Regions from separate parts of the Homo sapiens genome. Here region 1 is linked to region 2. Evidence: chromatin loops called from intact Hi-C (ENCODE). Cell type or tissue: psoas muscle. All regions are shown on one strand. Each heading gives the region's core, and the rest is flanking DNA. Links, peaks and the distances in the headings are about the cores only. Region 1 overlaps ICA1 (islet cell autoantigen 1). Region 2 overlaps GLCCI1 (glucocorticoid induced 1).

Evidence for each region. A loop is a pair of places that touch in the nucleus more often than their neighbours do. Peaks named below come from ENCODE experiments on the same cell type or tissue, not always from the same donor. Only the 100,000 strongest peaks of a DNase experiment are listed, where the experiment ranks them.
Region 1: it touches region 2 in a loop (2.2-fold over the local background); 5 of 110 quality-filtered maps call a loop at or near these places.

Annotation. Positions count from the first base shown.
Region 1 is chr7:8,201,497-8,209,496 of GRCh38, reverse strand. All of the region lies in intron 6 of ICA1 (islet cell autoantigen 1), which reads left to right. Among named protein-coding and RNA genes, the nearest start is that of ICA1, 57 kb to the left of the region's middle. In psoas muscle, for the core only: no CTCF peak of the experiment used is centred there; no DNase peak of the experiment used is centred there.
Region 2 is chr7:8,065,219-8,081,918 of GRCh38, reverse strand. GLCCI1 (glucocorticoid induced 1) reads right to left here. Exons shown (of 8, transcript NM_138426.4): 6 at 10,788-10,998. Among named protein-coding and RNA genes, the nearest start is that of GLCCI1, 100 kb to the right of the region's middle. In psoas muscle, for the core only: no CTCF peak of the experiment used is centred there; a DNase peak (open chromatin) is centred at 12,838.

The DNA of each region.
Region 1 (8,000 bases), core at 1-8,000, 140 kb before region 2:
ACTGAAATTTAATCCTTCCATTGAACAAAAATGAGACTCAGGTATGCAAGCGAGGAGTCATTTGATATTAACATCCTAGAAGATACCATCTATACTTACTAATTCATAATTTCTGTTCCTTGAATTCTATAAGTAGAGGAACTATCCATACAGTTTTTTTAAAATTAAGCATGTTTTGTAATACTATAAATGCTAATATGTTGGCTTCAAACAGATTTTTTTCAAGTGTGGAGGGGGAAGGACCACATCTCTCTTGAGAGGCATTAAATCTTTCCATGTGACATTTCTCTAATTGTTTAAGGGAAAAGCTTGCTTAACTCTCGAGTTTCAGAGTGGACTCTGGACAAAAGTGAATTATCTGTGAACTCATCTGTGTGAACTGATCTGGTCCAAGATAGTTTTCCTTTTGCCAGATTGTCTGGCTTTTCTTCCTAAGGTTTAGGTGTATTGGGTGGCACATGCAAGCTTGGCTTCTAGAATTTCATGGATGACAACAGTCAAAACATAACAGGTTTTACTGAGTGGAACCATCAAGTTCCAGGTCAAAATACTGCCGTAAATTGAGCCCATCTCTTAACAAGGGCTCCTCAGTGCCTCAGCAGCTTGAATCTCTTGGATGACTGTTTCCATGTTTCATCACTTAATGCTTTTGGCTGCAGGGTCAGAGGGATGTATAGTGCCTGTGACAACTCCCCCTACCCCCACCCAACACTGACTGTTCCGCTGGCCTCTGTCTCTTTTTGGTAGCTCCTGAAGAAGGTATCATCTTAAATTACGGGTCAATGGAAAATTACCATGTTCAGGTAGTATGATTTACTGGTTACTATCTCTCGCCTCTGTAGTTTATCCCTAAGTCTGTCATAGCAACACATCCTTCTAGATTACTTTCTTCTTTTTGGTTAACAGCTCACATATCATCTTTCCCAGCTAGTCGTCTTATTCACCAAGATGAAATGTTGTAATTTTTACCATCTTCTAGATTTCAGTATAAAAGAAGACAGTTGTACCCTGGTGGGTTAGCCCAGCACACTCGTTTAAAGTATTTATGCTTCAGGGATCCATTACTTTTTATTTTTATTTTTATTTTAAAATATGGTGATTTACTTACATATACAAAATAGAGCATGGGTTTTATTTAAATTTCAAACAGGAGCAGTGTAGCTACTGTTTCCCGAATGCCAATAGCGTTATAGTACTGTAAGTTGCTTTTGTTAGAATCAAAAAGAATTTTCTTCAAATCCTTCTTTACAAACAGACTTCGGTGACTGCAAAAATAATGGTTTCGTGGTTGCCTAGATTGCCACTTTTACGTAAAACTAGATTTATAAGTTGGCTAGGGAAAATTAATATTTTAGAAAGAAAGATCTAAATCACAATTGCTTTAGGAAAAACTTGTGTTCTGTGTTAGTTTGTCATCAAGGAATATTAAAGAATTTTGAATAGCATTTTTTAATGATTGAATTATTTTTGTTAACCCTCAACAAAGCATTCCTAACAAGGTTTATGCAAGCAGTATTGGCCCTATAATGGAGTCATAGGTTGTCATGATTTCATAGGTTCCCTGTCTCTCAGTGAAACTCAGAATCCCCTTTGTCCCAGGTCCTAAGTCTATCTATATTTTAGTGTTTGAGCTATCGGAAGAATGATCCAATAGAAAACTGGTAGTTTCCATTCATAGTTCTGAGATTTAAAATAGCAAAAAAAGATGTTGGATGATTCCTTGTTCTCCAGAGAACTGCTGTAATTCTAATCTAACAGGGAAATGAGGAAATGGAGGCTGGCATGTTACCGGTTTATGTCCTGGTCAGCAGGAGCTCTGTTCACTAAAATGTGCACAATTCTCAGCCACTTTCATCCCACTTACCTCAAAAAGTGTCTTCGCTTTGTCTCCTTTAGTGAGTTATTGATAAAAAGAAAACCTTAAACAGAAAACAGCTTTAAAAATATGTGTACTACCTTTCAAACATAAAATTTTCAGGACAGTTACAGGTATAATAAAATTATCCCAAGTGAAGAAATCCTGCTTCATCTTCAGCAGCTATCCCACTCCTAATAATTAAGCAAGATCAATGGAACTCAGAGAGAGGAGCCTTAAAATCTTAAATGGGCCAATTTTACATGGGTTCAGGGAGCCCTAAAAAGAAGCAGACCCTAAGAGCCTGTTGGTATAACTCTGAAATGAAATTCCCACATGCATTAATCAGGCTTCTGTTGTTACCATCAAATGAAATATGATTTTCGGGCTTGGTAACACTTCACAGTTGATTGGCTCCTTCTATCCAACCACCCATCTATCTGTGCATCCATCTTTTAAAATTCTCTCTCCAGCTGTGACTCTGAGACAACCATTGTCATTTAGATGCTGATTCCTCACTGTGGTTCTGTTGGTGACTGCTGACATTGAAATGAGGGATGTTTCTCAAGATAGATTAATTATATAAACAAATTGAGGGATGAGGTCTTCTTCTGCTTTGTTCTTTTGAATAAATTTCTGTCCTGGACCACTAGAAGTGGGACTCAGCCATGCTTACAAGCAAAAATAGTTCATGGGTATTAGTTCATGTTCTGAGAGAGGTTCAGGCGAACGGACTTGGAAAATATCCACATCGGAAGAGGAGGGACCATAGGGGAAAATAGTCTACAGATTAATGCATGTGAAATAAATGAAGAAATCTCTCAAATAAGGAAGCTGAGAAAATAGTGGGGCAAAATATGTTACATTTAGGATCTTGTTCTCTTTCTTTTTTTTTTTTTTTTTTTTTTCATTTTAAACCTGTGGGAGAAAGATCCAGGAGAAGCTGGCAACCGCAAGTGCTTCCAGGGCCTGGAAGCAAGTTGGGGGATGAGATGAGCTGAGGAAGCTAAGAATGAGGTTGAGGTTTCACCATACGCCTTTTCCTGCCTCTCAAATGTTGTGCCATGTGCACGGGTTACCCATTAAAATAATTTGTATTAAAAATATTGAGAATCAATGAGATTGAAGAACAGAAGAAAAGGGAGAATGACAGAAAAGTTTCTTAAATTGGCAAAAATGGGGAGGGTTTTTAAATGGTTTGTTTTTAATAATAATAAAGGGAAGAGAGAAATCAGGCTTTAGGGGCAAAGATGGGAAGCTAAGTTCCAAGGTAATGTCAAGTGGGCAGCTGGATGGAGGAGGTTGGAGGATGAAGTCATTTTCGAAAGCCATCAGCAGGGAGAGCCATGTGAGGAGGTGAAGTCACTTAGGGATGGAAGGATCAAAACTAGTGCCTGAGGGAAATCCACCAAATAGCAGGAAGGAAGATGAGAGTGTTTCTTTTAAAAGCCTCCACTGTTCTAGGAGAACTTCAAGAAGCAGTTATGCTTATCCGGAAAGGGAAAAAAGGTGAGAAAGTAAAAAGCCAACTTTTCCCACATATCTCAATTCTGTCCTAGAAGGAACATGTTCTATGTTTAGCATCAGTGAGAACGTGGAGAAAATCCTTTCCCAAAAAAGAACGAAGGGGGAGGGGGAGAGAGGCTGTGGAGGGGGCAGCTATTTGAGAGGGAACCATCTCCACACTTTCAACCCAACTCCAGGCCTTCGAGTTGGATTGCAGCACCCTACAGGCCGAGGTTTCGTCTCCTGACATGGAGGTTTTCTGTCAGCCTTAATGACTTGCTCTGTGTTCAGCGTCCACTTCTATTTCTTATTCATGCTGTTTAATGTGCTGAGACACAGTCTTTCCCTACAGTCTCTCTCTCAACTCTGTTCTCTCAATCTAGCGATTTCATCAGTTCCTTTTCTTTGGGAGTCTTCCAGGTCTTACAAACTAAACCCAAGAGGATTTATGTTCCTGCTAGCCCCAATTTTGTCATTAAAAGTTTTTGAGTAGTATCAATTGCCATAAATCAAACTAATATCCCTCTGGCTTCATAATATTTGTTTATTACTAGCTTATTTTTTAATACTCTCATAAGGGTCTCCTAATGTTCAAGTTTAAAAAGAAATGGAAACACATGCAGATTCTAAACCACACATCTTTTTGTGTGCATGTTATGGATTGGGCTCCTTTTAACAAAGTGTATGTGTTAAAGTCAGGTATGACTGGGAACACAGAGGATGTGGCTCCTCTGAGGGTTACTAGAGACTATGTGGCATACTCAGGTTTCACTGGAATTTTATCAGAGGCACCACAAATCAAGTATTTTAGAATAAGACATTGAAAACATCTTTAATTTTAAAGATCTGCATATCTTCCTCATCCAGGCTGTGTATGCCATGCTTCCTCACCTTCCCTCCCCAAGCCCTGCCAGGAAAAGGCAGGGATTTGTAAACTGAAGCTATGTCAGCTAAAGCTTTTATTGGTACTTATGATCCAGGCCTCCGTCTGCTTTTCATTAATTCTCTGCTGAAAGAATTAGCTTAGCCCACCCCCCCGCCTTTTTTTTTTTTTTTTGCATGTCTTCCATTTTAAAATAAAAAGCAACAGCTAAAAGTCATGATGTGAAACCAGACAATGGTTAGATTTCGTAAGTTAGACTCCCTCTTCCTTATCCTTAGTGTATTTTAGGTTTTAGGCAAAACCTATTAGATTCATTGTGGACTTAATTGTCCCTCCTTTCTCCCTGGCATGTCCCCATTTTCCCCACTGTTCTGCAATGTCAGCTAATAAATGGTGCAAGTAAAGTTGACATTAAGGAGATGACAATAGGAAAGAGTATTTTGAAAATATAATGAAGATTTGATGAACTTTCTTACGATTTAATCCAGAAAATAAGAAAAACGTACTTTAAAAGAACGTTAAACATGAGTTGTGCAAAAGTCAAAAGACTGCTCATTTTTTGTTTAAAAATATCTTTTTCTTAGTACAAAAGCACAGCAGATATTTAAACTCCACAATGAACAATGTGATAGGTTTATTTATGTAAGAAAATTAACATATTTGAATTTTTTCCCAGCCTAGAGTTTTCCCTAACATTCTGCCTTGTAGATAGATGTAGCAGCTCTTTAAATATGTACATAATGCAGAATATTTTTGATTAAATATTGGTAAAGTTCTCTACAGTTTACAAAGCTGTTTCATATTCATTACTTCGTTAAAACTGCACAAGAGTTTAGCGAGGGTATGAATTCTTTTTCCCATTTCACAGATAAGACCACAGGGCAGCCATGACTGACTTGCCCATAGCCATACGTGTGAACTAGAATTTGAACCCAAGCCTCTGACTCTAGAGTCAGTGCTCTTCTCGGCTTTCCAGCCCCATATTACTACAATCCGATAAACAGATCCTTGTGTGATATTAGGTTACTATTGGAAAAAAAGGTTTCTGGGGTAGAGGAGACCTGGCTTCCTGTTCAAGTAGCAGTCACATCTTCCAGCACATGCCACGTCCTCTGAACTCGTTTTTCTGACCCCAGTGTTTCATGTTCCAAGCACCCTTAAGGAGTATTTGGGCTTTTTTTTTTCCTTCTCACCAATCTCTCTGTCTCTTGAACATCCAGTCACATTTCTGGGTTTGGCGTTTCACATTTCTGTTCTACCTTATTCTGGGAGTCGTTTTTTGAGGTGAAATGGCAGGTCTAGAGCCTGAATTCCTTGGGGTCTGTCTGGCGCCTGAATCCTGCAAGAGTAGGCTCAACTCAGGGACCCAAAGCTGAGGCTCATGGTTGGAAAGTAGACATCACAAAGGCCAGCATCCAGCAAAGGATCCTCTGCAAATTGCCCCACAGGTTTAAAGCCTGTCACTGTTGAAAGGTTTGCGGTCATAAGAGGAAAGTAGCAGAAGCCCTACAGCAAATAGGCACAGAAAATTAACAGGCCCCCTGCAGACATTTCCAGTGAAGAACATCTCAACTCACTCTGAATTAGGGCCTCTCTGGCCTGAGTTGAGTGTAAGAATCCTCTGAGAAGCAAGTTGGATGTGGAGAATCCTGGCTTCTACCTAAGGATTTTGATTCTGGAGGCCTGGGGTGGGGCTCAGAGATCTGACTTTTAATGGGCTCCCAGATAATTCCTTTTCTGGGATCCATAGATCACACCTTGAGAAATACTTTCTCAGAGCACCATCGTGAAATAGCTGATGTTCATGATGATGACTGATCCATCAAAAAAGGCAATTTTGCTCTATTTTAGAAGATAGACATTTAATAAGAGGTATCTGACTTATATGAAGATTTCTTATGTCTTAACTTTTTTTTTAATAGAATATGCTTTACCTACATGGAAAAGTCACTTAAACCACTGGATTTCCCAGGAACTCTACTATATTAAGGCTTAATGTGCTTTTTAGTACTTACATGCATGTTTACCTAAGGCTTAGAGCCTAGAAATTTGTATATCACAGACACTCAAAAATTACTTATTTTGTTTATCTAGAATCAGTACTAACCTTTCTAACGAAATCTCTTCTCCTGCTTCAGCTAAAGCCCCCTTGGTGTTCTCTAGGTTGATACAGAAAACTGAAAGAGCTAGAATGGAGCCCCAGGTTAGTTAATATCTATTATTGAATACTCAGCAGCAAACAATTCTGACAGTTAATGTACCCATGTTAATCACAAGGAATTTGCCAGGAGCACTCTGACACTGTCCTGTCCTGATATGCATGTTAAAATTGCCCACAGGTTCACAAAGGAATCCTCCCCTCTGCATTTTCCCCCATTCGTGCGGTGTGTCTATTGCCTATAGCTGGTTCTTCCTCTTAGGAGTAATCAGCCTAAGACAGAGCAGGCTCACCACCAGGTCCTACAGATGCCTCCATCATTTTACTCTGCAGTTTGTTACAGCTAACATTATTCTTAAGAAATATCTTCCTGGCTTGGAGGTAATTTCTGTGGTGAGTACCAAGATGTTTACTAAGCTGAGAAAAAGTCAAGGGTGATATAAAAACAGTAATTCTCATTCATCCCCAGAATGGCATTTCTGTGCTTGTGGGAATGCACTAGAGGTTCTGAAATCATAAATGAAGAATGTCAGAAATACAGTACTTTGACATTTTTTGACAAAGATGTAGTTAGCCATTCTTGAACAGAATAAAAGAAACTTTGACATTGAATGTAAAGTAGAAGTGATAACAAAATTAGCACATTTAAAAAGTTTATCATGTATCAGCTACAGTTCTAAGCAATTTACATGAATGGGCTCGTTAAAACTCCCCAAGAGGAAGACACTATGATCTCCTTTTCACAGATGAGGATTTTGACGCTTAGAGAGGTTACATAACTGTCTCAATGTGACACAGTCAGAACATGTCAGGGCCAGGTGGAAGGGATTATAATTTGACTCAGACCACATTGACACATGCATCCCCTTATTTTCTGGAACTAAAGCAGTTTCTTCATGAGCAGCATGATGGGGTCTTCTACACTTGTCAGTTGAATAAGGTTAAGAAGCCTCTGTTGTTTCAGTTTAAATGTTGAGTCAATCAAAATTTGGCTTCCTCTGTACTGTTTTAAATCATCTCTTTTTGGATGCCCTTTCAGAAGCATTCTCTGCCCCAGGAGGGAGGGCATTGGGCTGACTGTGTCCTGGGGGTAGGCAGGGGACATGGTGTCCTTGAGGCCACTCCCTGTCCCCCGGTTTCTTGCTTATCTTGCTGCAGCATCTGGGCTTGCATGGTGAGTTCCTGAAACCTGTGGCCAGGGGAATGCCTGGTCTCCTTCCTCAGCCCTAGGAATGTTCTAAAATCCTCAGCCTCCTTCCTCTGATGAATCTCCCTAATGGCAACTCTGATTACCTTGGACTTCCATTTGGCTGCTAACCCAGTGCCATTCCCTGGCAAGTTTACTGGCCAGCACCCTCAGCCACCTCCCTCTTCTTTCCATAAAACATAGAAGATCTTCTGAATTTCTTCTCCATACCACAAAAGCTTATGGAGAAACCTGGGAGCTAAACTCGGCCCTTTTTCATCAACTGCACTGCTTTATTTTAACGCAGCTGACCCTACTTGGAGCCAAGTCAGGCCTGAGAGGCAACCCTCTTGCAGACTCCCAAACAGGCGGTGGGGCAGCTCATCTTCTGCCTTTGGTTTTTCCCTCAGGG
Region 2 (16,700 bases), core at 8,701-16,700:
CAGTGAATATAGTTATTCACATCTTTCTGTATTCACAAGTCTCATTTTTATATATTTATAACAATCACTCAACTCTGAAAATCAAGAATATGGAAAAATGTGATTGCTGTTTTAAAACAGATCACACATATGCATCTGTACCATATTTACCATTAAAATACGAGTAGCTTCTGAAATACTTTTAAACATATGATAATAAATTAGAGTTTGGAAAAATTAGAGAAGTTATTCAAGTTTGGAATTTCATATAGAAACAATATTCATTAAACTACATGTACTTGTATAGCTTGAGTATTCTGAAATTCTTCTGATTTTTATTATATCTGGTATATTGTGGGGCCCACACTTCTTGTATAAAAAATTATACATTTGAGCATACCATTGAACTTCAGCCTGGGTGACAGTGAGACCCTGTCTCAAAAATATATATATCACATATATAAAGGTTGATTCATTTATGCAGGTAGTATGTAAAATCTCTGCCATGGTTCTATTCTAGCCCTAAGTCTATAGATGGGTTTTATCTCTATCACATTACTTTATTAAATTAAGTAAAATTGATTCTAAAACAAGCAATAATAGAATAGTGGTTCTTAACCAGAGTTTTCTTTCACATTAGACTTATCAGATGTTTTAAAAAGATCAATGTCTAGACCTCATTCCTGAAATATTCTGATTTAATTAGTCTGGGGAGGAGCCAAGCACTGCCTTGGGGTAGGGAGGTGGGGGGTAAAGCTCCCACGTGCACCTGAAGCACAGCCATATCTGAAAACCAATCATGAAATGGTTAAGAACATTGATTTGGAGTGAGGCCACCTGACTTCTTCCTAGGCCTAGGTGCATGGCATAGGGTAAGTCTGATCCCTCTGTTTTTTTATCTATAAAATAGAAAATACCACTGACATGATAGCTGTGAAAAATATATGTAAAAGGATTAGGATAAGCGCTGGGCGAGGTGGCTTACGCCTGTAACCACAACATTTTAGGGAGGCTGAGGCGGGAGGATCACTTGAGGCCAGGAGTTCGAGACCACCTGGCCAACATGGGGAAACCCTCTCTACAAAAAAAAAAAAAAAACCCCAAAACCAAAAAACAAACAAAAAAAGGATTAGGATAGTGCCTGAAACACAGTAAGCGCTGAATATTATTATTATAGTAAAAAGTAACACATCATTTCTAATTTGAAAATTAAAAATGATGAACCATTCAAAAATTAAGTGCCTATTCTGCTCCCTCTTGACAGAAGAGAGTAAAGGAAATGTTTTCAATAGATTTGTGTACTCTACTCCGGTACATACAGATACAATTTTATTTCTGAGAGAGAAGCAGAATAATATCTGGAGTACCAGGTTGTCCAGGTTTATAACTGCCTGACATGAACTCTGTCAGTTCATGATGGCATCCTTTAGTGTAAAGAGATCTATCATCCTGAAATTAAAATCAATGCTTAAAGCATGCAGATTCTATAGACTACTATGCAAAGAAAATACTTTCATAGTATATGCAGCAATAAGCAGTAGAATGTAATTCTTATTCTATCTTTCCCAGGTAGTTAACTGACTAGGAAAGTGAGTACACTGTTCAACCAACACTTTACTCAATGACATACTAAAGCATAAAATTGGCCAAGAGAATTAAATTAGAAATATGATTGACTGAATAGTACTTAAAATTACTACTCTAGTGTTAAAATATACTTATTTTGCTTCAGGAAATGAAATTATCAACTATAATGGGGTTTGAAGGCCTAATGAAATCAGCAGAAACACACAATTGTGTATCATTTCTTGGCAATGAACTTTAAGAATCAGGTTGTATTACCAATTGTATTAAAAAGCCTGTATTTTCAGTTAACTCCAAGACCAACTTGGAAACTTAGAAGTAAGGAGAACATTTGGCTTTTACAAAGAGCCTCTAAGGTTTTTCTAAAATTCAAAGTTAACACCTTGTGAGAATACTAAAGAATTGTAATGAACCAAGACATCAGCTATATGTAAGATCTCCTTTAGATCAGCATTCAGCAAAGAGTACAGGGGAAAAATGACATCAGAACCTTTTATTACTTACATTTATAAACTTTGTTTCAAATCAGATTGATTTTTTAATAACCGGGACTCAACTTACATTCCAAGGCCCATTAATTATATATTTATTATATGTAGGAGGTATTTTATATTTTGTAATCACTTCTCATTCCATAAGTATGAATTAAATTGATGCCAACTTACAAATTAAGCCAAAAAGTTACTCTTTTGTTTTTGTGTAGTCAAAATAAGTACAGTGCTTCTTCCACAACATAATCTTGATATGCAGAACAACAGTGCTAATCATTATTGTTGATATGCTAACTACTCACTCTAAATCTGATATGACAATTAAAAATGAAAACAACTCACTTTTAATCTGATATGACAGTTAAAACTGAAAAGTGTCCTCAAAGCAATTTATAGACTAAAATAATGATTGTAAATCTTAATGGTAAAACTAAACAAAATAAATTGGATTGCACAAAATATTTTGTATCTTGCGCAAAAGTAGGTATCTCAAGAAAATCACTGTAATACAATCTTAATTTTTATATTGTCAAGTTTATTAAATGGCAAAATTTCCAGGAACATCAGTTTTTAAAAAAACAAAAAACAGAACATATTGTTCATGTTAAACTGCTCCTAAGGTATCCTACAATTGTGGTCTCCCAATAAGAGAGGCATGAAACAATCTGCTGACGTGTGGGGAAAAAAAATCAGTGCATTATACATATTTACCTTTTATCTTTAAAAACAAGTAAACTTTACTAACATTTAGGGAAAAAAGAACATTGGAACTTCTAATAAAAATTTCACTACAATTTTAAATATTCACTTAAATATTTACTAAGCATTTACTATGTTCAAAAGAGAAGGCAAAGCAAAATGCTATCAATGTTGTCAGTGCAACATTAGATAAAATTTAGCATTTCCTCTTTTTAAAAAAATTCTTGCTAAAGGAAAATGGTATTATAATGTCTTTAGGCAGAAACCAACATGGAATTTTAATCATTATAGTCACCTTAAAGTCTGTTCCATCTCCAATATTTACTACCTTATTAATGATGGTAATCGTTTCCACATCTCCCATGCTGGAACTTCATAAGAACTTTGCTGTTATCCTGATCTCCTCCTCCTCCCTCACCTCATACATCTAATTGGCCACCAAATGCTGTTGACTCTTCTTCAGCCCCTTTCCTCCAGTTCCTCTGACCTTGCTATGTCTCCTCATCTTTGCCCTATACCTGTGGTCTCCCAGTTAAGAGGCATGAAACAATCTGCTGACATGTAGGAAAAAATAGAGCAATTAAATATATTTATTTCTACATTTATACACACTTTTAATCTTTTAAAACAGGTAAACTTTAACAGTTTGTAGAATGAATTATATACATATATCACCTAGAAATATATAAACTTTTATTAGGGGTACAGATTCAAAATTGCTGACAAGGGTGTGGAATAAATCAAGTTTGAAAATCACAAGACTAGACTATTAACATGGCTACTTATCTTGCCCTCCTACTGCCTCTACTTCTGTGTCAACGTGAGTTATAGTTCTTAAATGTGAAGCTGGTCCTATCCTTTAGCTGACAAAAGATCTTTCCTTGGCTTTTCTTTCTCTTAGCAAAGCTTACAAGGACTCTTATGAAATAGTGGCCTTTTTTTTTTTTTTTTTTTTTTAAGACGGAGTCTCGCACTGTCGCCCAGGCTGGAGTGCAGTGGTGTGATCTCGGTTCATGCCATTCTCCTGCCTCAGCCTCCCGAGTAGCTGGGACTACAGGTGCCCGCCACCACGCCCGGCTCATTTTTTGTATTTTTAGTAGAGACGGGGTTTCACCGTGTTAGCCAGGATGGTCTCGATTTCCTGACCTCGTTATCCGCCTGCCTTGGCCTCCCAAAGTGCTGGGATTACAGGCGTGAGCCACCGCGCCCGGCCTAAATAGTGGACTTTCTAAATCTCCAGTCTCACTGTTTTCTTCTCTCCACCATTCACCCCTATACCCCAACCGTTCAATTTCTTACTGTTCTGTACACACCGGGCCCTTTCACAGCTGAATGCCCATATAAAGACTATTCCTTCTGTAAAGGCAGCAAGATGTAATCAGGTTCCTACAAAATATCTTTGTTGGCATGTAGACGCCATGGAAATTAGCTAGGTTACTTAATTTCTCTAAGCCTCAGATTCTGGCACCTTTAATAATGACAATGTCACCTACCTAAAGGACTGTGGTAATATTGGAAATAATAAAATCACCTGAACACATTTAATCATCATAACAATTCTATGAGGCAGCTATCCCCAATTTATAGGTGAGGAGATACAGATCGATTGAGTAGCTTGTCCAAGGGCACATAATTAAGTGGCAGAGCAGGGCTTCAACCTGGCTGCCCCAGAGTCAATGTTGATTATTGTTATGCTATCTGTTTCACTAAGTTTGGGTCTATCTCAACTCCAGTGTCTTTATTAGAGATGTGAGGAGCTGACTAGATGATCAAGTTCCTTCCAATCTAATATTCTGTTTCTAATTAAAGGCTTATGGCTCAGGCAAGAGCTTCACTGGGTCTGCCTTCTGTCAGTGTCACAAGGAGATAGTGTAAGGAGTGGTCCCTATGAGTTGATACTTCTTCTCAGAGGAACACAAAAGATAATGGGGGAGGAAAACTCCAACAGATTCCCTTTTCCTTGAACCTAGGTGACACCCTATTATTTTCCACCCAGTTACTATCAGAGTTTACTGGTTACCAGCATGACCAACAGCAAGAAGGGGAAGATGAGACAGTTTTAGCAGTTACTTCCTTTCCCCTTATTTCTACAGCAAATTTGAACTTCATGGCCTCTTTCCCACCAAAAGCCTATCACTAAATTTAGCATAATCTTAGTTTAATTATTCTTGGTTTTTATTTTTATGAAGAGTATCACACACTCTTCATAAACATTAAAAGCCTAACATAAAATTTAACAATTCAAAGAAAACACATTTTCAACATAGCTATAAAAATATATCCATTAAAAAATGGGCATATCATGAACAAAGGTCTTAATACTCAAAAAAATCTCCATTAAGCACTACACCATGCTAGGCACTAGTTTATTCACTGAGAGTAAAGCACTGACCAAAATATGGTCATTTACTCTTGTTGGAGCTAACATCATGGTAAATAGACAAACAATTAAGTGAAATATATATGCAGGTATGTTAAAAATTTTTGATTTGCTTATATTCTAAACTGAGCAATAATGGCTAAAACTGAGTTGTATATTTAAGTAGTTTTGAATTATGAATAATAACTCATAGCTATCACAGTATCTGCCATTGTTAAAATTGTTAACATTTTCAGAAAGAAGGGACAATAGCATTTACTGGATACTTATTTTGTGCTGTTAGACACTGGAATGTATGTATCTTAAGATGCTTTCTTGAAAGACAGGTAAAATGACCTTAGGGACATGAATTCTAGAATAGATCAATTTTAACCTATAGACTAACTCCTTTGTTGGAATAATATCTTTATATGCTGTAATTTTACCACCAAAAGGTCCTTCTAGGATAATAAGCGCCCTAGAACCATATAAAGAGAATATTTTGATAAACGCATCCAGATTCAAAAGCAGTGATTTTTCAAGGTGTGGTAGCTCTAAGTAGTATACCCATCATATCTGCTTTTACAATATAAACCCCCAAAAGAAAAGTGCCATAAAATCTTGGCTGATTTATCTAAAAAATAGAGGGTTAAAGCATAGTAAGGGCATAGGTCAAAAAAAGGTCAAGAAATAGAGCCCTAGAGATAAATACAAGTATGTTAAAATATACGTATAAAGGAATAGGAAGATGCCAAAAGCAGTCTGTTTCAAAAGTCTGCCTAGGGTCAACCCTAGACCCTGAAAAGACAAAATTAATACTTTTGATTTTTTTCTCCTAAGACCAAGGGAGGCTCAGTCCTAACACTAAAAGTTTAGCAATACGAATATTTATGAGTTAAATCACAGAATGAGTTAAATAGGCTTACATGCATTGGCTTGGGAAACTCTATCCACATAGTGTACACTGTTCCTTCAGGAAAATATAGCTTAAATTACAAGTAATCAATTTAGGGACTCTTGGAATACAACTCTACTCAGTAGTTGGCCTGAATCAAACGATTCCATTTATTTCATGATTACAATAATCAATGTTTCCACAATATCCTGCAAAATTGCAGAATTTTATAACAACTGCATAAGTGAACTGTGCCAAAGATCAATGATAAGTAGCTGACTGAAGTCTACATTTTGTGGCTTAACCAGCACCAGTTTGGCTACCATCAAGCAACGCTGGCAGAGCTGCTTAAGAAACTAATATTCCGACACTGCCATCTGTATTATATAAATGGCTATTTTTGTTCCTTGAACTTTATTTTGGGTATGATAATGTGGAAGAATGTAAGCTACCTCTTAGGGTACATTCTGATGATGTCAAGATGAGTGCTCTCATTCTGGATCTCTGAATTCTCCACACAGAGAAGAGCAGTAGTAGTTCCTATGGCTATTAGTTAGCCTGGAAACTTTACACATGTGACCAGTGTGACCAAGTTCCCTTCAGTCTTTAGGTCACTGGAAAAATCTAGTAAAAAATCAAAACGAAACGCCAAAAACCCATTCACTTGAAACAAGTCTCTCAATAGCTGAAACTTTCTTGACAGAGTGTTTTTGTCCTGGCATTACAATCCATACAGGCAAAGAAAAAAACCAATGTGCGATGCACATTGATAATACAAAATTATTTTATAGGTCTCAAATTATACATAATTCATAGCGAATAGATGTTAGGAACACACAAAAATGATGTTAGCAAAGTCAGAAAAAGAATACGTATATAAAATGAATACTAGAAAAATAATCAGCTCACCAGCACATCCCTCATTAGGGCAGCTATTCACTGCAGCTATCCCTCTCCCCTCCATGTCTATCCAGGCTCCTACAGATGTCTGAACTAGTTACTCTACCACAGAACAAATCTCTCCACAGCAACTGCAGAACATGTAGGTACTCCAAATCAAATCAATCCTAGTTGACTTCAAAATTATATAATTAATTCTGTTTTCATAATGATGAAAAGCTCTAGGAAAGCTATACAGCTTCCTTTTATGTCTTTAATAAAAAAACACCAATTTATGATTTATTGTAGAAAACATACATTATAGGAAAGAATTAGTATCTTTTTTTTGAGATGGACTCTTGCTCTGTTGCCCAGGCTGGAATGCAGTGACGTGATCTCGGCTTGCTGCAACCTCCACCTCCCAAGTTCAAGTGATCCTCTTGTCTCAGCCTCCTAATTAGCTGAGACTGCAGCTGCATGCCACCATACCTGGCTAACTTTTTGTATTTTTAGTAGAGATGGGGTTTCACTATGTTGGCCAGGCTGGTCTTTAACTCCTGACCTCAAGTGAGCTGCCCGCCTTGACCTCCCAAAATGCTGGGATCACAGAAATAATTAGTATATTTAAAAATAGCAAAACCCAGAGTTTGGGCCTTACATAAAGAAGAAATGAGTCAGAAACTAGCCTACAGTTTGAATGACATATATTAGTTCCAGAAATTGTAAAATTTCTGGACAACTCCCTCCTTTACACTTTTAGTATTCTAAACATCACTGTATAATAGTGTATTTATAATAGTGTATTATTTGTTTACATTCCTAATTACTCCCTACTACACTATAAATTCCTTAAAGACAGATATCACATATTATTCATCTCTATTTCTCCACTCTCCAGTACAATATCTGACATACAATAAATGCTCAATAAGTGTTCCTTAAATAAACTAGAAGTATAACCTCAGTTGAAATACATAAACCTCAACTCCCAATTCTAACACACCCATGTGTGCATAGTTACATATATAAAAGGGATAGGTGCTATTTTAATTTTCTCTTTATAAAGATGGTATTTGATTTGAGAACTAGAAACCTTGTATTGCATAACAGAGAGCTACACAGTTTTCCAGGGAGTAGTAACATCAACTTGATCTTAATCACAAAGTAATGCCTCTCAGCTAAATATGGTAGATATTATGAAACTGATGTCATGGGGCTTTAATTCTCAAACTGAGGTGATCTTGTAGAAAACAGAGAAATGTCTTAAATAATTCTGAAACCCATTCTATATAACTTCTAAAGAGATTTTAAAAAAATCACTATTAAGCAACATTCATCACCACTAATTGTTTGCCATGTGCCAATAAGTTGTGCTAAGCATTTTGCTGTATCTCATGTAACCTCAATGATATGAGGAAGGTATTATTACCCTATTTTACTAAGAAATATTTTTTAACTATTAGGAAAAAAACCTTAGCTTTAGAGATGATCTGAACCAATGTTCTCATTTTACATATTAAAAAAACAAGAGGATGAATATAAAGAAATTAGTGTTATGCAGGCAGATATCTGGTATGTAGGAACAAAAGGGCACAGAGGAAAATATACCAACAAAGGCAAACTTAGGAAAAGGTCTAATCTGTCTAAGAAATGGTCAGAATTCATCTTATTAGATAATTGACACAAACTAGGCTAGGGAAGGAGGTTTTGACTAAGCTGTGTATTAAATAATTGATATTTTTTTCCTGAAAGGATTAGGGAAACTAACAGGTGATAATAAAGGTGACTATTTTTATAGCAGCAGCTACCATTCATTAAATCTTTGAGAATTAATGCAGGTTTTATGTCCAAAACTTCCCAGGATTCAAATGCATTCCTATGGTCCCAAAGCCAGTGCTACTCTTAACTTCTATGTTACAATGTCTCCTGCAAAAGACCCTGGCAGGAGAGTGACATGATTATACTTTCTCATAATAAAATTGATTATACATATTTAGGAAAAAGAGCTATTATATATTAAAGAACATGCACTGTTTGAAACTTATGATGTAAGTGAAGACCTGTGAACTACAGAAACCACTATTCACTGGGAGGCCCTGAAGGCAATCTCACAACCAGTTAACCAAAATGGAACTCATTTACCATCCTCTCAATACATTTTCTTTTTGGTTCAGCATCTCTCAATTATCCACAGTATTAAAGAAAACAGAACTCCAGACTTAACTGTCTAGCTGTACTGCCACCATTATTTCTACTTTTCATTTTTACCCCAGTTACAAGTGTTAAGTAGCAAAAGTGGCCAACCTGAACTGTACTTAATAACAAAGAATATGAGTTTGGAATGAAGACAGACTGGTTTCTCCATTTACCACCTACACAACCTAAAACAAGTTACTATTATTTATCATTTCCATTTACCTTCAAAACAAACACTCCTACTGGAAGCAAGATGTTTTATTGTGAAACATCCACATTAAAAGGTTGTGAGGAAGTGATTAAAGGTGTTTATTCTCACAGGATGCTTCAGTGAAATGAAAATTTCCTAGTCTGACATTTTAAGAAATGGAGACTTCCCACATGAAGCCAAAGACACCTGGTACTATATTCAATATATCCTTAATGAAGGAAGGGGGTCCACAAGGCCTTCAGTAATGAAAGAGTCAACAAGAAAGGGGAGAACTGTTAAGATCTACCCACATAGAAAAGCAGAGGACAAAGTCCAAAGTAGCTTCCATTTAATATCTTAGAAGAGTTAGGTATAATGATAAGTAAAAGAAGTCAGACACAAAGAATATATACCACATTATTCAATTTCTATGAAGTCTAGTAACAGGGGAAATTAAATTATAGTGATGGAAGTCAGCAAAGTGGTTACTTTCAAGTGGAGAGAGGAAGGATACTATTTGGGAAGAGGCGCAAGGGAGCCTTGTGGGATAATAAAAATCTTCTATATCTATACTTGATGTAGGTAGTGGTTTCAGGAGCACACACATATGTAAAAATTCATTTGGCTGAGCACTTATGATCTGGGCATTTTACTTACAACAATACATCAATCATAGGGGATGGGGTCAATTCAGAACAAGGACCATAAAACTCCTGCAAGATTTTATAAACTGTCTAACTTTTTATAGTTTTACAATTTTGTTGCCATTGACCTATTTCTCTATGGTGACAAGCAGTAAATTTGTTATAAACATAAGTTCAGTGTTTCTTTGTAAGTAGCTAGGAAGGAAGAAGCTGGGCAGTCTATATGGCCTTCTGTAGCTAGGTCTTAGGGGGCTAGAAACAGAAAGAACCCAGGAAGTGTTGGTGTACACAAGTAGACACAAGGATAGAAGAACATGGAGAGACAGTTGGGCTTGATAGGAAATAAGAATCCCAGATGTTCTCAACAGTTAATAATTTATCTACATACTGTAATAAAATCCCTGATGTCCTGTAGATACTCACTAAGCTTTATAAACTTGGTTAAAAATACACTCACTTTTTCCAACAGAATTTTTAGAAATTATTTCCTCGCAAATCAATCTGATTATAAAATCTAACTTTAAGCTTGATTTTACCATGGTAAAGCTAACTTTACCATAACCATCATCCGCTCTGGACAATACCAAGGAAAAGACCTATGCATTATATGAAGTTGTACACACTCCATTTTATGGCTTTTATTAGCTGTTAGAACCATGCGCTGTGCTTCTCTGACACATTTATGGAAGATGTTTGTTAGAGTCACAAAAAAGGGGGTATGTGAAACCAATGAACAAAGAAACCTAGATTAACCAATCTTTGACAATGTCACCATTGAACAAAAGAAAAAAAAAAAGATGTAATGGTCTAAGACAAGGTATAATGAGCAAGGCCCATAACAAACCCTCTAAGTGGACAATTCCATTCTTACCTTTATCACGATCATAGAGCAAATCTTCTGTTGAGCAAGGGCTACCATCCTGGGATTCCGGGGGACAAAAAGGGGAGACACAGGGTGAATGACTGCTGCAGCTACTGCTGCGCTCCTGGACAGAAGGAGTCTGAGTGTCAATGCTGCGAGTACTACTGCTCCGGTAATGAGCAGGAAGTGGAGCTCTTCGACCATCTGGTATGTCCAACGGCTGTAAGAGGAATACCATTAAACATCCAAATGCTGGTGCATATATTCATCTACATAGAAAGCACATAGTATTTCCCTTGATTTCATATTCCACCACTACTGACCCAGTTTATTCTTCAAAGGCTAAAGACCAAGCTTGTGTCTTAAGCTAATTTCTGCGTATGTTACCTTTATTGAACTAAACATTTCTTTTAAATCAAATTGTTTGCCTTAAAAATTCCATAGCTCACTGTATGTACCTGTAGGTCAGCACATCCCACAAAACTCTTCAAGGACAGCGGGAGTCCTGTGCCTGGCACTACTCCTGGCACATGGCAGATATTCAGTAAACATTTGCTGAAAGAATTAACAAAGCTAAAAAAAAAATCACTTTGACTTGCTTGTAAGAAAAAGTGAAATCTCATATTCCTCATATTCACAGGTACAGATTTTTCTGTTTGTTCATTCCTTCCTAGTTTAATTTTTAGAGGTTATGAACAGAACCATAGTTTCTATTTCCTTTGCAAATTATCCAAAATTTCTAATAAAGAGGTTTATTCTATTAGTACTCAATAGAGTTTATTAATGTAACTCAAAAGAATTCTAATATTAGAAGAATTTGGATATCAAATTCTACTAACTCAGTATCCAACTAAGTAGGACTACTCATAATCTTCCTTAGTTTGAATACTTTGTTCTCAGTAGCAAAAAGAAGGAAAAAAAGGAAACCATCATCATAGAGCCACATATTTTGGTCTTGAGGGTACCTCAGAGCTCACTGGTCCATTGTTTTGTTTTCACAAATGAGGAACCTATAGTTCAGTGGCACAGCTAATTAAGTGGCATCAGAGATTCTGCTGCAGTGGACTCTTTCTACTTTACTACTCTGCTTCTGTAAAAATAGATCTTACTCCATATTCTTCATTTGTGTGCTAACAAAGTGAGGTTAACAAGTAAAATTCTCTATATTAAGTTATATAATTGAAAATATTTGTTGTTATTAAACACACAGGACTGCAGTGCTAGGGAAAAGAACCAATATGCTGTTAATTTATTTATAATTTATTTTCACTATTTATTGTGTCTACTGCTCTTACTCTGATCATTGTCATTTCAGAGATTTTAGAAAAACTGTCAAGAGGGGAAATGAAGGAAGGTAAAATCAGGTGAAATTCAAAATGTATCAATATTTTCTATACCAAACAAGTGAAGGCCGAAATCTGAAACTATGCAAATGAAAACTTCATTTAGAGTTCTGCCCCTGCTGCCCTTGGAGTAGAGAAGAAACAGAGAGGCCGAGGGCTTTACTTGCACTGCTAGCATGACATACTCACCATACAGAGAGGAGCCCATGTCCTCCCTGTGAGCCCTCGGCACCCCACCTTTCACCCGGTGGGGCTCCCGGCTCAGGCCAGCAGCACAGCTGCCCCACCCCCTGGCTGAACATCCCAGTAGCAACGGATCTGTGTTTCTGCAGTGGAGCTCCCAGAGGCAACCGAAAGCCCCTCTGCCACTGCCACTGCAGTGGTACTGCCCTTGCTACCCTTGTACTAGGAAAGGAGCAAAGACCCAGAGTGCTTTAACCACACCTCCAGCAAGCTGCCACGGCCCTAAGAAGAGGTCAGTCTGTCTCCCCCAGGATCCCCCCAGCTTGAGCCCACAACGCAGCTGTCCTACTCAAAGCCAATCACACCGACTGGCAGCAGTTCTGCTATTTCTCTGGGGTGGACCCCAGAGACAAGGGAAAGGCCCTCTGCCATAGCCACTGCCAAGGTCCCTTCCCCTGCTGCCTCCAAGCTGGGAGAGAACATAAAGCCTTAGCTCACCCCAGGGCTGCAGCCTGGGAGTGCCAAGCCAAGATCTGCAGCCAGCACTTGAGTAGGAGAGGAGCCCACACTTTCAGAGCACTGACAGGGAGCGCAGCTGCAATAGTGAGGAAATACAGAAGAGCCACGTGGCTGAGCAAGAGCTTACCTACTGGCCATTACGCTTAAGAGGCATCAAACTTCAATCAGAGTGCAAACTTCAATACTGAAAATACTTAGTTAATAAACCCTCCTGTGAAACTAAGGACAATAAGTCAGCTACAAATAAAAACCTTGTACAATGCCTCAGACTCTAAAAACATCCCGAAAAGTCAACCGACTGTACAAATTATACCATGGTTGAAGGAACATCAGCCCACACAGGTGAGAAAGAACCAGTGCAAGAACTCTGGCAACTCAGAAAGCCACAGCGTCTTCTTTCCTCCCACTGACCACATTAGTTACCCAACAAAGGTTCTTAAACAGGTTGGAATGGCTGAAATGACAGAAAGAATTCATAATATAGAAATGAAGGTCATCAAGATTCAGAAGAAAGCAAAAACCCAATCCAAGGAATCTAATGATTACCATAAAATAATACAGGAGCTGATTGATGAAATGGCCATTGTAAGAAGGAACCAAACTGATCAGAGAGTTGAAAAACACACTATGAGACTTTCATAATGCAATCCCAAATATTAATAGCAGAATAGACCAAGCTGAGGAAAGAATCTCAGAGCTTGAAGACTGGTTCTCTGAACTAAGACGAAATTTTTTTTTTCTTTTCTGAGATGGAGTTTTGCTCTTGTTGCCAGGATGGAGTGCAATGGCACAATCTCGGCTCACTGCAACCTCCGCCTCCTGGGTTCAAGAGATTCTCCTGCCTCAGCCTCCTGAGTAGCTGGGATTATAGGTGCCCACCACGATGACCGGCTAATGTTTTGTATTTTTAGTAGAGATGGGGTTTCACCACGTTGGCCAGGTTGGTCTTGAACTTCTGACCTCAGGTGATCCTGCCTTGGCCTCCCAAAGTGCTAGGATTATAGGCATGAGCCACCGTGCCTAGCCAAAATTTTTTTTAAAAAGAATAAAAAAGAATGAACAAAGCCTCTGAGAAATACTATGTAAAGAGACTAAATCCACGATGCACTGGCATCCCTAAAAATGATGAGGAGAAAGCAAGCAACTTAGAAACCAGATTTCAGGATACCGTCCATGAAAACTTCCCCACCCACACTAAAGAGGCCAACATTCAAATTCAGGAAATGCAGAGAACCCCTGCAAAATACTACACAAGAGGACCATTCCCAAGATACATAATCATCAGATTCTCCAAGGTTGGAATGAAAGAAAAAATGTTAAAGGCAGCTGGAGAGAATAGGCAGGTCACCCACCTACAAAGGGAACCCCATGAGGCCAACAGAAGACCTTTCAGCAGAAATCTGGCAAGCCAAAAGAGATTGGAGCCTATTCCAAGCGAGAAGTGGCTATCTAGTCAAACTAAGCTACATAAGCACAGGACAAATAAGATCCTTTTCAGACAAGCAAATGGTAAGAGAATTCATTACTACCAGACCTGCCTTACAAGAGGTCCTGAAAGGACTGCTAAATCTGGAAAGGAAAGAACGTTATCAGCCACTACAAAAACACAATTAAGTACACAGAACAGTGACACTATAAAGCAACTACACAATTAAGTCTGCAAAGTAACCAGCTAACAACACAATGAAGGATCATGTACATATCAATATTAACCTTGAATGTAAATGGATTAAATGTCCTAATTAAAAGGTGCAAACTGGCAAGCTGCATAAAGAAGCAAGACTAAACAGTAGGCGTCTTTAAGAGACCAGGCTCACATGCAAAGACACCCATGCGGTCAAAATAAAGGGATGGAGAAAAATCTACCAACCAAATGGAACACTGAAAAAAAGCAAGATTGCTATTCTAATTTCAGACAAAACAGACTTTATACCAACAAATATCAAAAAAGACAAGGTCAGTATATAATGGTAAAGGATTCAATGCAACAGGAAGACCTAACTATCCTAAATATATATGCACCCAACACAGGGGCACCCAGATTCATAAAACAAGTTCTCAGAGACCTACAAAGAGACTTCGATGTCCATAAAATAATAGTGGGAGACTTCAACACCCGACTGCCAGTATTAGCCAGATCACTGAGGTAGAAAATTAATGGAGATGTTCAGGACCTGAACTCAACACTTGACCAAATGAACTGAATAGACATCTACAGAACTCTTCAACCCAAAACAATAGAATATACATTCTTCTCATTACCACATGGCACATAATATAAAAACAACCACACGAATGGACATAAAACAATCCTCTACAAATTCAAAAAAACTGAAATCATGCCAACCACACTCTTGGACCACAGTACAATAAAAATTGAAATCAATACTAAGAAAATTGCTGAAAACCATATAATTACATGGAAATTAAACAACCTGCTCCTGAATGGCATTTGCGTAAACCATGAAATTAAGGCAGAAATCAAGAAATTCTTTGAAACTATGGGACTAAAGATACAACATACTAGATTCTATGGGACACAGCTAAAGCAGTGTTAAGAGGGAAATTTACAAGCTCTAAAGGTCCACATAAAAATCCGATCTCAGATAACAAACTAACATCACATATAGAGGGACTAGAGAAACAAGAGCAAACTAACTCCAAAGCTAGCAGAAGACAAGAAATAACAAAAATAAAATCAGAGCTGACCTGAAAGAAACTGAGATGCAAAAAACCATAAAAGATTAACGAATCCCTGCATTAATTCTTTGAAAGAATGAGAGAGACTGCTAGCTAGACTAATAAAGAAAAAAAGATCCAAATAAACAAAATCAGAAATGACAAAGGGGACAGTACCACTGACTCCACAGAAATATTAAAAAACCCTCAGAGACTACTATGAACACCTCTGTGCATACAAGCTAGAAAATACAGAAAAAAACAGGTAAATTCCTGGAAACATACAAACTCCCAAGACTGAACCAGGAAGAGAGAATCCCTGAATGGAACAATAATGGTTCTGAAATTGAGTCAGTAATAAAAAGCCTACCAACCAGAAAGAGCCCTGAACCACATGGATCCACAGCCAAATTCTACTAGCTGTATAAAGAAGAGCTAGTACCATTCCTACTGAAACTATTCAAAAAAATTGAGGGGGAGGGACTTCTCCTTAACTAATTCTATAAGGATAACATCATCCTGATACTAAAACTTGGCAGAGACATGACGATGACAACAAAAACTTCAGGTGAATATCCTTGATAAAAATAGATGCAAAAATCCTCAACAAAATACTAGCAAACCAAATCCAGCAGCAGATCAAAAAGTGAATCCACCATGACTAAGCAGACTTTATCCCTGGGATGCAATGTTGGTTCAACATATGCATATCAATAAATGTGATTCATCAAATAGAACTAAAAACGGAAACCACATAATTATCTTAATAGATACAGAAAGGGCTTTCAATAAAATCCAACATCCCTTCATGTTAAAAACCTCCAACAAACTAGGCACTGAAGGAACATACTTCAAGATAAGAAGAGCCATCCAAGAAAAACCCACAGCCAACGTCATACTGAATGGGCAAAAACTGGAAGCATTCCCTTGAAAACTGTAATGAAACAAGAATGCCCTCTCACCACTCCTGTTCAACATAGTACTGGAAGTCCTGGCTGGAGCAATGAGGCAAGAGAAAGAAATAAAAGACAGCCACAAATAGGAAGAGTAAAGGCACATGATCCCTGGTTTTAGACAATATGATTCTATACCTAGAAAATCCCATAGTCTCTACCCAAAAGCTCCTTGATCTGATAAACAACTTCAGCAAAGTTTTAAGAAACAAAACATACAAAAATCAGTAGTGTTTCTATATACT